Regions from separate parts of the Mus musculus genome. Here region 1 is linked to region 2. A link is a loop called in an ENCODE intact Hi-C map of the cell type or tissue named here. Cell type or tissue: left cerebral cortex. All regions are shown on one strand. Each heading gives the region's core, and the rest is flanking DNA. Links, peaks and the distances in the headings are about the cores only.

What was found. Hi-C counts contacts between places; a loop is a spot of excess contacts. Peaks named below come from ENCODE experiments on the same cell type or tissue, not always from the same donor. Only the 100,000 strongest peaks of a DNase experiment are listed, where the experiment ranks them.
Region 1: it touches region 2 in a loop (6-fold over the local background); 7 of 42 quality-filtered maps call a loop at or near these places.

The regions. Positions count from the first base shown.
Region 1 is chr7:70,325,333-70,331,314 of GRCm38, forward strand. All of the region lies in intron 1 of Gm29683 (predicted gene, 29683), which reads right to left. Among named protein-coding and RNA genes, the nearest start is that of Gm29683, 9.5 kb to the right of the region's middle. In left cerebral cortex, for the core only: no CTCF peak of the experiment used is centred there; a DNase peak (open chromatin) is centred at 3,018.
Region 2 is chr7:70,168,876-70,174,857 of GRCm38, forward strand. No RefSeq gene overlaps it. Among named protein-coding and RNA genes, the nearest start is that of Gm35271, 31 kb to the right of the region's middle. In left cerebral cortex, for the core only: no CTCF peak of the experiment used is centred there; no DNase peak of the experiment used is centred there.

The DNA.
Region 1 (5,982 bases), core at 448-5,447, 160 kb after region 2:
CCTGTGAGAGGTGTGATGGAGCTTCAAATGATTTGGAGATAGTCTCTTCTCACCCAACTCGCGGCGACTGCCCGCCGAGGCTTTCCGCATTTGCCTTTAGGGAGGGCACCCTTTATGGTGAGGCCACGCAGCGGCTGCCTAGCCTCAGGTGCCTCTTACTGAGTTCTACACTGGAGCCAGCTCCGTCCTGCTGTGGGCTGCGCCCTTCTCTGGCAGCCAGCTTATTGAGAGGGTGAGCAGTCTGTGCTCAGGGTCCCTTGATTCTGGAGCCACAGGGCAGAGCAAAGCCAAGGCCAAGCCTGAGAGTTTGAATTCCTAATGTGCCCCGCCTTCGTTCTGCCCCAAAGGCAACAAGGGAACCCAGGTCCGCGCAACACCAGAAGCGTTTGGGCTGCTTTCGGCTTTGTTTGCTTTAAAACGTAGGTGCAGCGTTTCACCCCAAGATCAGAGAAGCCTCTTACCTCCTGAATACGATCCTTTTCTAAGTTCTTGGGGTTGTGTGTGTGTGTGTGTGTGTGTTCTACTTTTTATTTTATTTTAAAAGAGAGAGCGGAACAGTGGAGAAAGGTTATCTAAGCTGGCGGTGGTTAAAAAAAGAAGTCTCTGGTTGCCTGTGATCTGGGTTTGCTGCCCTCCAGGGTTCTTGCCCCTGGAGAGCTTGGTTAAGTAGCCAAAGGGACATCCCGCGCCAGTCCTTGGCAAAGCCCGGGTCCTGTGGATCTCATTTCCACCCAGCATGAGAACACGCTTGTTTTATGAACAAAGTGGATTGCCTACCAGATCGATACACTGAAGTGTTTTGTTGTTGTTGTTGTCGTTGTTGTTGCTGTTGTTGTTGTTGTTGTTTTTAAAGAGAGTCAGGCCAGCTCTAAACACTGCAGGACTTAACGCCCAGACCTCATTCTGTGTGGAATCTCTCCGGCCTGTTTCGGAAGAGCTCTGGGACTCTTGGCCAGCCAGTGGCTGCCCTACTCTACCCGGATGCCCACTAGGGACTCGGTTCCTCCTCTACCTACGCTGCCCAGGGCAAGGCAGGATCCGCTTTCCAACTCTGCTCATTCCCTTATATTTTCTGCTTCCTGCCCATTTTCTAACGCAAGCGCCCATCCAGAACTCCAGGAGAAACCCCTGCAAATTCAGGGCGCAAAATCTTTCTTTCAAAGCCCAATTGAGTACCTCCCTTCTTCGCAGCGGGAGACCAAGAGCCTGGGAGCCTTATAGGTAGGTGGCCCCGCTCCGAACACCCTATACAGCCCCCCATCTGCATCTCTGCTCAAATGTTTTACAGTGTGCTTAGAGCTTCTTTTTATCCCTCTAGCGTGGGTTTGACCACCTGAGAGTAGCAGCCGCTCCCAGATATCCGACCAGTCTTCTAAACTTCCAGAATGCCAAGTTTCCTGGCTCGAATATGCAACTTGAGGGCCTTTGGTGGTCTCTGGATTGGATTGCAACGGGGGGGGGGGGGGTGGCAAATTTTCTTCTGCTTTGCACATGGGACCTGTCAGGCAGCCTCTAAGTTTAGCCTCTGCACTCCAACCCTAGAGTGTCTCCCTTGACCAGGACAAGGTTCAAATGTTCAAAGATTTGAATTTAGGAAACCTATCAGGGCAATATCTGCACGTTTCTTTTTCTGTCCACCTTCGTACATTATTGTGTTAAAAAAACAGACCTCCCCCCTCCCCCTCCACATGTCTCCTCTTCCATACTTCTCAACACGTAATGTGTGCACTGCAGGGACACACACTGAAATCTCCTTTCTCATGGTCATGGTTTGGGGCTCAAGAAGACTAAATTCTAATTCACAATATTTCTTAAAACAAAACAAACAAAAAACAAAAACCTGTTTCCAACAGTCAGAGTTAAAACAGCCAAAGCAATGTTAAATCAGTTCCCTTTTTCTTCCTAAAGTTTGCCCAATCATATATAGTAATTGTTTTTTCTGGTTCTCACTTTTGCTTCTTTGCAGATTTGTTGTGGTTGTTGTTCCCAGGGTGGTGTCTGAATGCTCCCCTGGCTGCATACCCAGCCCCTTGCTTCTCCTTTTAGAGTTTCTTAGGTTGTTCTAGTCACATATAAGTCATAGTATCCGGATTCTCTTATTGTTTCCCCCTGATGGGCCAATCATTGGGATAATTGATTTATTTGATCCAGGAAGTGCTGATATCTTGGGGAGCAAAATTTGAGTGAGCTTTTACTTTTAAAGAGACAGCCGGGCCAATCTTTTAAGGATGGGGAGGGGTGCCTGTGTTTAAGTGTATATTCATGCAATAATGCCTGTAGATGCTGATTTGTATAGAGTTGACAATATTGACAATTTGTCTAATATCAAAGTGGATGTTGATCTTAGAGTGTGAACTAAATGAAGTATTATCCCATGGAGGGGAAATGAGAAGCAAAACTCTAAGCGTGTAGTAGTCAGTCATTAATTATGAAATCTAAAGCTCTTTTGAACATACGATGCTTGCTAGAAGTGAACTCTTCAGGGTGGTTTTATTTTTGTTGTTTGCTTTGGTTGTTTTGTTTTTGTTTGTTTGTTGTTTCAGTCTTTTATTGGAAATAAGAACTCAAATTCTTGTTGACTAAACGGAAGTTTTAGGACTAGGATGTAGTTTCCTTTCTTTCTTTCTTTCTTTCTTTCTTTCTTTCTCTCTCTCTCTGTTTTTACGACTTTGTCATCCACAGGATCACAGTCATGTCAGAATATCTGGAGAGAGACAGAGACAGACAGGCAGACAGATAGATAAACACAGAGAGCAGGGGGGAGTGGGACAGACAGACAGACAGACAGAGAAAACGGAGAGAAGCCCTACAACCATGACCATCTTTGCATCAAAATTTTCCAGACCTCTATTTTTTACTGTGATCCCACTGATCTGAGTTTGAAATGCGAGCGCAGTGAAGCCCCTAAGCCTTCAATCCTGTGAAATTTTCAAAAGATCTCTAGAAGCAATCTCAAGCTGCCTGACCCCTGACAGGCACCGATCTCTTTATTCCTCCGGCTGCCAGCACTTCATTTGTTGGAATATCTTTCAGATTTGCACCTCCAGATGACAAACCTGAGTGTTTATTATGTGAACATGAATCGGAAATCTCCAAGCCCGTACAAAAGCACCATCTTAAACATAATATTTAATTTCTCAGCCTAAGTGCCAGCTTCTTTATTTGCTTTTCATTAGCTTAAATATTTTTCCAGGTCTCCCCTGTGTCACTTTGATATTTAGATGATTTTCTTCTTCTTTTTTTTAATCATCAGTTTCCCCCTTGGAAAAAAATATCTATCTCCAGTGTCTGCAAGTGCCCGTACAATGTCACAGCGCCTCAGTCAGCCAGGACTCACTCTCTGACATCTAGCCCTGGGACATGGGACACTTCTCCAACAAGATGGGGGCTTAGTCTCTCTCTCTCTCTCTCTCTCTCTCTCTCTCTCACACACACACACACACACACACACACACACACACACACTCTCCTGTTTTTTAACCAGCAGTCAGTGCTGGCTGTAGACCAATGATGACCCTCCATTTGATTCCACTTTATTTTCCTCCTGGCCTTTTAGATTCCTTTTATTTTTATTTAAAACAAAACAAAATCTCAGAAAGTGCAGGGGGGCGGGGGAACATTCCATGGTTCAAACATGCCCAGTTTGGGGCCCGTGCATCCCTGAGTGTACTGAGTTTAAATTTTCTTTCCAAATCAGTGACTCCTGCCCTGGACATTCATTCAATCTTGCCCTGCTACAGTGGGGATAAAGGGTACTGAGGGGGAGTAGATGGGCATAATTCCTAAAATAGAACTGCTATATTTAAATGCTCTCTGCCAAATAAATATTCCACCTACAAGGCACTAGGGTGAAGACATTGGAGGCCCTTGTCTTGGTTTCAGCCTCTGACAGGAGTTTTAGAGCCCAACAGGTTGCCCTGTTGAATAAGTTGAGACAGAGACAAAACTGCGCCCAAGCAGACCCTGGGGATGAATCACCAATATGAAGCAGTCCCGGGTCCAGAGAAGGTGGGCTGACACCCCCTCTACGTGTTTGGATGCCGTGTTGCTATGATTAACTTATTAAACCCCCTCGTAATTATTTTAATTTGACTGAAAAAAATACTTTGGGCAGAGATAGGACGTGTTTGTATTTATCTCCCTCCATACCACACACACCCATAAAACCTGTGTTAAAACAAATGTTACTTTCCTCTCTCCGTACATGGGCCCTCCCTTTTTTGAAATAGACCAGAGGAACTGCCATTAGATCGAATGGCAAGTCTTTATGGAAAGTGTTTTGCATAATTACATACCAAAGCCAGAACAGTCACCTCCACATTTTATGGGTCACAAACCATCAACAATTGCCACATTATTGTCCACGAAACCTTCGTCCCTTCATTGATGGAGCGGACTCCACTGCCTAATCTAGAACGGGAGAGGATGGAAATTTCTTCTAATAAGAACCCAAGAAGATTATGTCCTCAGTGACGCCGTGTTTACATATAGTTATAAAGTTCAGAGAACCGAAGGGGAGAGGGAAGGAAATCGGACTAGGCCTGATTAAGAACACGCATCCGTGTAATATAGATAGCGCATCAAAGGAGGAGGCTGGATACCTCTCCCCTTTCAGTTTCGACCCCTTTTCTACCTTTGTGATGCTGTAATTAAGATATTCTTATTTAGACAGACAGCTTCTCTGGTAACTGAATAATATTAGCCCCTTTGATGTCAAACTTTTGACAGTTATCACACCAGCACTGGGCAATTTAGCACAAATGCCCTCCTTTAAAAAGAGAGAGAGAGAGAGAGAGATAGAAACCCCCAGTGTCTTTGAAGAAATCTAATAAGTGCGATCCTTATCACCAGGCGATTTAAATCGCCGACGACAGGCCACCTAGCTATGAATTACATTCGGTTATACATAATAAAGCTGAATTTGGGTTTCAGTTCATTGCTCGGCGGAAGAACCCTAACTGCATCACCTCTCTTCTGAATCCCAAAGTAGTTGCTCAGATGAGGAGAAAGCACCCAAGATTACCAGGCCAGGGCAAGGACGTTGAAGAGATGGGGACTAGTGAGTGCAAAGCCGAGCGCCCTTTCCCCAGTTCCGGGGAGTGGGGCAGGACCAGACACCCACTCTCCGGATGAGATGTCGCTGTTGCTTTCCTAGCCTGGCCGCCAAATTTGGGATTTGCCAGATGGTGGGATTATCTTCGCGTCTGTTATAGTGTGTGTGTGTGTGTGTGTGTGTGTGTGTGTGTGTGTGTGTGAGAGAGAGAGAGAGAGAGAGAGAGAGAGAGAGAGAGAGAGAGAGAGAGAAGAGAAGAGGAGAGATCGCGGGTGGAGGGTAGAGAATAACGTCAAGACAGAAATCTAGAGACTGAGCTGGCTCCTTGAAAATGCTCACTCGGTTACCCTTTACCCGCTTTGGGCCCTGCCACCTCCTGGACCCTCACTCGAGCCTTTGGCATCTCGGATTGGCCTCCCCCTCGGGCACAAACAACACCAGCGCCATCCGGGCCCCTCGGCGTCGGCTCCCTGCCTAAGTCTCAGGACCTGAAGCTTAGTGCCCAGATGCAAAGAGCAAGGAGTTGGGGGTGGGGGTGGGGTAGGAACAAGCCTCGTGGAGGAAGAGTGGGTGGGTAGGAGAGTTGTTAAGGGAAAGGAGCAAAGAGGGCGGAGTGGGAGGGGTGGAACGGGAATACTGACACCTGGAAGGCATTGTCTTTGCTAGAGACACCTGTCAATCTCTGCTCAGGGGTCTTGAGGCCAGGGGCGGGGAGGCCGCCGTTCTCCTTGGTGATGTCATCTAGGAGTCTCGTCCCTAAGGAGGGTGGGAATGGCTCCGAGGGCGCAGAGCCCAGAGGGCTTAGAGAAGCGTGGGGGAGGAAAAGAGAAAATAAACAGAAGTAGCTCTCTCGGCTGGCAATTTACATGGAAATCAATAATCCAACTTTAATGTTATTTTTAATCTTCCCTGACCGTCTTGCCTTTTCA
Region 2 (5,982 bases), core at 717-5,716:
CTGCATTTGGAAGGCAAGGGGGAGAATTACATAATCACCTATAATAAGCAAATGCTAAATGCACTCTGTCTATATGCTAGTCTCATCAGCTAATAGACAACATTTTGACCACACAAGTAGAAAACATATTAATTGAGAAAAATTAAGTTTTGAAGTATATCCAGCCTTGAAGATGTTCAGATAAACTGTTGCCATAGGATACATGTAATTTATCACAATCTATTTGTACCAAATCCATTATGCTTCCAAGCATTGATCTTAGCACTAAGACAGGGCATGTGCCGCTTACGTTATCAGCATTGGGTAAGACTTCATTAGGATCACACTTAAAGTCATTTCAAATGTCTTTTTTATGCCAAAACAATTCCTGTTGACTCATTTCCAATTTCTAATTATATGAATAATTATTTCTGAATCCCACAGTTCTCCTAAGTAGCATCTATTTTAATAACTGCAATTGATACTTCCATCAGTTAATATACTGTCTTGCCTCAGCAAATAATCAAACATCTGCTGGTTGCGTTTGCTGTCACTGAGTAAATGATTTTATTTAAGAGAAATCATGTAAATTAAAGAGGAAGACTGACTATGCAATTTACCATTTTCATTAGCAGAAGCACGACGTCATTTCTCGTAAGAACTTCCACACCTAAAGGAAAGTGGCCTTCCCTCATTCACTTCCTTAATGAGCTTAGGGAATAGAATTTGATTCTGGAAAGATAATATAAAAATAAATTCTATTTGACTATAAATTTTTTTTTGCTATTCTGTTGGTATTTAATTAATGACCAGCACAGATGATCTTTAATGCATCATGCTGTGTGGGTTTTGCTGTAACACGGTATATTAGGCTTCTTTCTAACTATGGCCTTAGAAGTTAATAAATGCTTCCTGTATGTCACTACTAAAGAAGTGGAGTGTATGCTTTTAAAGCTTTGCTTAGACATTTTTTTGGTTTTCTTTGTTTTTGTTCGTTTGGGGGATTTTCTGTTTGTGTGCTTGCTTGCTTGCTTGCTTCCTTGCTTGCTTGCTTGTTTGCTTGCTTATAACCATGTACAAGTCTTTTTGGTTTTTTGTTTGTTTGTTTGTTTGTTTGTTTGTTTATTGTTTGGGGTTGTGTTTTTGGTCTTGGTACCTCCGAATAGACACAGATGGCATCCATTGAATGAAAAAAAAAAGGAAGGCTCCCTGCTCATTGCAACTCCCAATGCTCTCAGTGATCTCCTGTAATTGATGAGAGCATTTCTTCCTTGTTTCTGTCTGACAGATGTCAAACAGAAGCTGCTGACCTAGTGGGGCCATAATATACTTGTTCATGTCCTTACCTGTTCTCACAGAACAAGCTAGAAAAGAAACCTGTCTGCCTGGATATGTGATTAGTGCTTAGCTTGGACTTGACAATAGCTCAGGATGATGTATTAAAGTGATAAGGAATGAAAACAACCAATGATAATAAAAGTTCCAAACCAAAATGCTAACAGGTAGCAAGGTCATGCACACAAAGAGGGCACAGAAAAATAGGAGAAGCATTATTTTAACCAGTATAGTAAATGATACTGCTTTAGGAATACACAGTTCCATTAAAAAATGGGGGTCGGGGGAAAGCACGTTAAAGATTTCTAATGAAAAAAAAAAAGTAGTTTTCTCAGAAAAAGACAAAATCAAGTTCACATCCTTAATACAGAAATGACTCCTGGAGCTGAGTGACACTTGTTGCAAAGACTGTCTTTGGGCAGTTTCTCACACACTAAACTACAAATCTGTATCCTTGTAGGGAGAGTTGTAGAAGTTCAGGCTCACCTAAATGACTGTGGCCCTGCTTTACACTGGTTCAGGATGTCCAAAAATCGAAGCCCTTTAGAGTACCTTGTTCAAAAGGAACAAAGGGAAGAAGAGTGCCATAAAAGGAGAGACATTTTATCATCTTTGATTTAATTCCTTTGAAGTTCTTCCTTCAACTAAAAATAGAAATTACCCTCCTCGCTGTTTTCGTCAAGATCCCTTAATTTATTCCATTGTAATTTTTCCAAATAATCACACGTTTTTGAAGGATAGAGGAAAAATTATGTAACAGAAATGTTTGCCATTTTAGAATTATTCGGGGAAGAAAGGCTGAATTTAGTAGCATGTGTGGCTTCCAAAAGAGACAGTGAGAAACTGAAAGGTGACGTGTTACCTGGTTTGTCTATTGCTAAACTTGAGAAAACCTCCAGAACGCACACCATTCTCTCTGCAATCGATCATAACTGAACCTCAAATGTATGGTCCTCTTTAGAATGTACAGCCTTTATTTTGCCTAGGATCAAACTCCAAATCTGCACCTCATTTTCCTTAATCATATATGCACATTCGGGGCGGCAGAATCTATGTGGAGAAGAAACCTCTCTTTGCAAAGTGAGCCCTCTCCACCACAGCCAACTGCATTAGCTTTCGGCTTGGATGAGATTAAATATTGTTTTTCTTAAATCGATTTTATGTGTCCCTGCTGTTTTTCCTGTGTCCTTCGCTTTGTACTCTGGTTATGTTACCCTTGGCTCAGAGGAAGTCCACCGCTGGAATATTAGAACATGGAAAAAAAAAAAACCTCCATCATTGTCCCAATGTAATAGATATTGTTTTAGAATGTTTGTCCTTGGGTTTAAAATAAAAGATATGCTAATAAGTGCCCTATTCAACATTTTACTCTCCTACACTAAGAAGCTTGTTTTCATTTGATGCAAACTATTAATGCTAAAACAAAAATTGTTTTGAATTCATTTATAAGGGATACGCACCTACTTCTTTAGTTAAAACCAGTGATCCATTAAGGCTTCTCTCGCTTTTTTCCAAGCTCCGAGCATACTGACTATTTAAGTATGAAAGGGCGTGAAGGTGGGGGGTAGGTTTAGCTAAATAAAAGATTGCTTGATATCTTGGGGTTCTTTGAAGAGTTTTATAGGCTTAGAGTTCACAGTTTGAATGAAGGACATTTTTAAAACTTTTCTATATGGAAGTTTGTTAACCTGCATTTCAATTATTGAATAATTAATTAATTATACTAATTGTCACAGTGAAAAAATTACATGATGAGCAACTGGAGCTGCAGTCATGAATTGAAGTTTATGGATGTAATGTGGAAATAAGTAAAATTGTCTCCGGGTCTCAGCAGTTTATAATCTGGAGCATACAGTGTTTGCTTTATATGCAGACTCTTAGATATTCTGGAATGTTTGCTTTGTAGTTTATAAAACTGGTATTTGAATGCTAAATCTGTTTAATTATTTTATGAAACAACAATAACAAAAAACAAAAATGAGTTATTTATCATTTGTGCCGTTTTGGCTTTAAAAATTTGCTCATATTGACAAACAAGGCAAATAAAGTCATTGTACATGAAATACATTCTTGTAGAAAAATAATTATGTCTATATACTTAGAAACCTAAGTTCCAAAACAAGGAAGGATATGTATTTCAAAGTATGAAAGTTCATCTTTTGGAAATTTTGTTTTTAAAAAATATATTTAAAACAACACACACTTCAAATTCTCTACACTGAGAGAAGAAAATTCACTTTCATTAAATGTTTACTGCTAGACAAAACAAAAACAAAACAAAACAGAAACTCTTGCACTTTATTTATCTTGAAATGCTTAAATGAGCCTTGGAACACAAAAACAACTAAACTAAACTAAGTCTCGCAGACTTGTATGAAATACTTCTCCTGACAAGAATAAACAGAATCAAACCGAGTACACATGGGCCAATATTGACACAGACCACTGAGAAAGCGAGAATGCTCGATCAATCTGCTCAGCCTTCTCCTGCCTAGCAAAATTCTCGGCTACAGTATTGGTTTCTAAGAGTAAACAAGATTAAGACACCGAACTTTTTCCTGCCTTATTTATTACCCAGGACATTAATAGAATTTTAAAACAATCACTCCTTTGCGAAATGCCTTGAAATTTTTATTATTGTCAATGGGTAGTTTGTCTGTATCAATGGTGTGAAGTATAGAAATAGGTGAAACAAATAAAATTGAGTGAATTAATAAGTTACTCAAAATGTTGGCTTTTTTTTAACTGAGTGGATCCGAACAGTCTTAGATTACTTTTGCTATATTTTGTAATTTATCATGGGCCATAGGAACTGAAGTTTCATCATAATTTTCTGAAGCAGAGCACATTGTGTAATCACAAATTTTATAAAATATTGAATTATAAAATCAAAATGGATATTGCCTTTCAAAAATAACTTTTACATAGAGAAAATTAAAGTAATTTCTAAAAGAGTATAAATTGTCTTCCTAAAATATTACACATTACCTCCCCATTCTTATATATATTACAGTTAAATCTTATTACAAATGAATTATGATTACAGAGGCTTTTTATAAACTATAATAGAAAAGTACATAATTGTCTTTTAAATCTCTATTTCGATAGTCTCTGAAAAAATGTGAGCTTGCAGTATAGCTTGTAACCAAATGGAAGCATGTTTAAATGGGGGTTAAAATCAGCATTATCTAAAAATCAAAACTTATTCAAAATTACACTTTCAAGAAGAAAATATAACTATATTAAGACAAATAAGCATTGTTTGTTTTTTCAAACTACAATAGTTTACTCGATGCTACCAAAACAATTATTAAAGTCTTCTCACTTGCTGTGATTAAATCAATTTTGATAAAATTGCTCAACTGACAAGATCTTAGACTTTTAAAATTATGAAACACAATATTGCACATTCTACTTTGGCTTTTTTGTTATACAACTTTGTGAAAAATACTTAAAGTTTAAACAAATATTAGTGCAAATTTACTTAACATTAAATTTATTAAATGATTATTTGAAAATAGCAATACAAAGAACAAAGACAAGTTTTGTTTCGTCTTGAAATTCCAGAAATGGGGGGTTGGGGGTGGTGAAGGGTCTGATTGTTTTTACTGAAATGTTTTAAGAATCATTTCAAATTTAATAAAATTAAAACCTTCATTGAAAAACTTGAAAAAGTAGGACAGTATCTTTTCACTATTGAACTTTTTTGTTCAGTGGGAAGCTGTGAAAACATTTATTTATGGAGTACATTTCAACATAGAAATGAACTCCTCAGATTTTAGATTTGAGGAACATATATATTTTTTAAATACTATTGGTACAGTTAGCCTTTTTACTCGATTTATTTAGATTCAAATAATATTCTCTGTACCTAATATGTCTTTGTCTTTTAAAAATTGCTCAGTGTTTAATAAGATTCCACTCTTTTTTTTTTAAGTTATTTTTACTCCTCCGGGACCTGGGCTTCATTGCTGTTGATTTAGAAACCATCTGAAGGCTTTCTGCAGGATAGCTAGTGCTTGTACCGAATGAAATTGTGGACCAGTTTTCTGTTTTCAGTGACCAGAAAAGTAGGATGCTCACTTGCTTCTTTTCAAATTGCAATTCATAGTGCTTTATTTCAATGTTTTCCCCTATATATCTACCTGTCATACTGCTGTTTGAAGCCACTAAAGAAATCCTTCTTTCTGGATGATGATTCATGAAAAATTTCAGATTTGTCAAAAGATAACATCAATTTGTACAATAAATTGGCTTGTATACTTGTTCAAGATTGACTTACCCACACATTCTTAAAATAATAAATGCTTTTTCTGAAGTTGATTTTTTAATGCTAGAAGCTCCTCATTAAAAACTGACTTGAGTTACTTAGCTAGGATGAGATTGCATAATAAGGAAAGAGAAAAATTTTAGAACAAAAAAATAGAATACTGTCTTCCAAAAATAAAATAAGGCAATTATATCTATAAAGAGCTTCCTGGAGTTTTTTTTTTCCCCCTTAGGACAACAAATTCCTTGGGTTATGCTATAGTTATTTTAAAAAATCATTTACTAACATGTTGTTAAGCTGCTTGATGATTTAACCTTTACTAGTAAAGGAGTAAAAATATTTTACATCTCTACAAAGCAAGAGAAAGGAGATAAAATAGCAAGCCTTTCCAGACACTT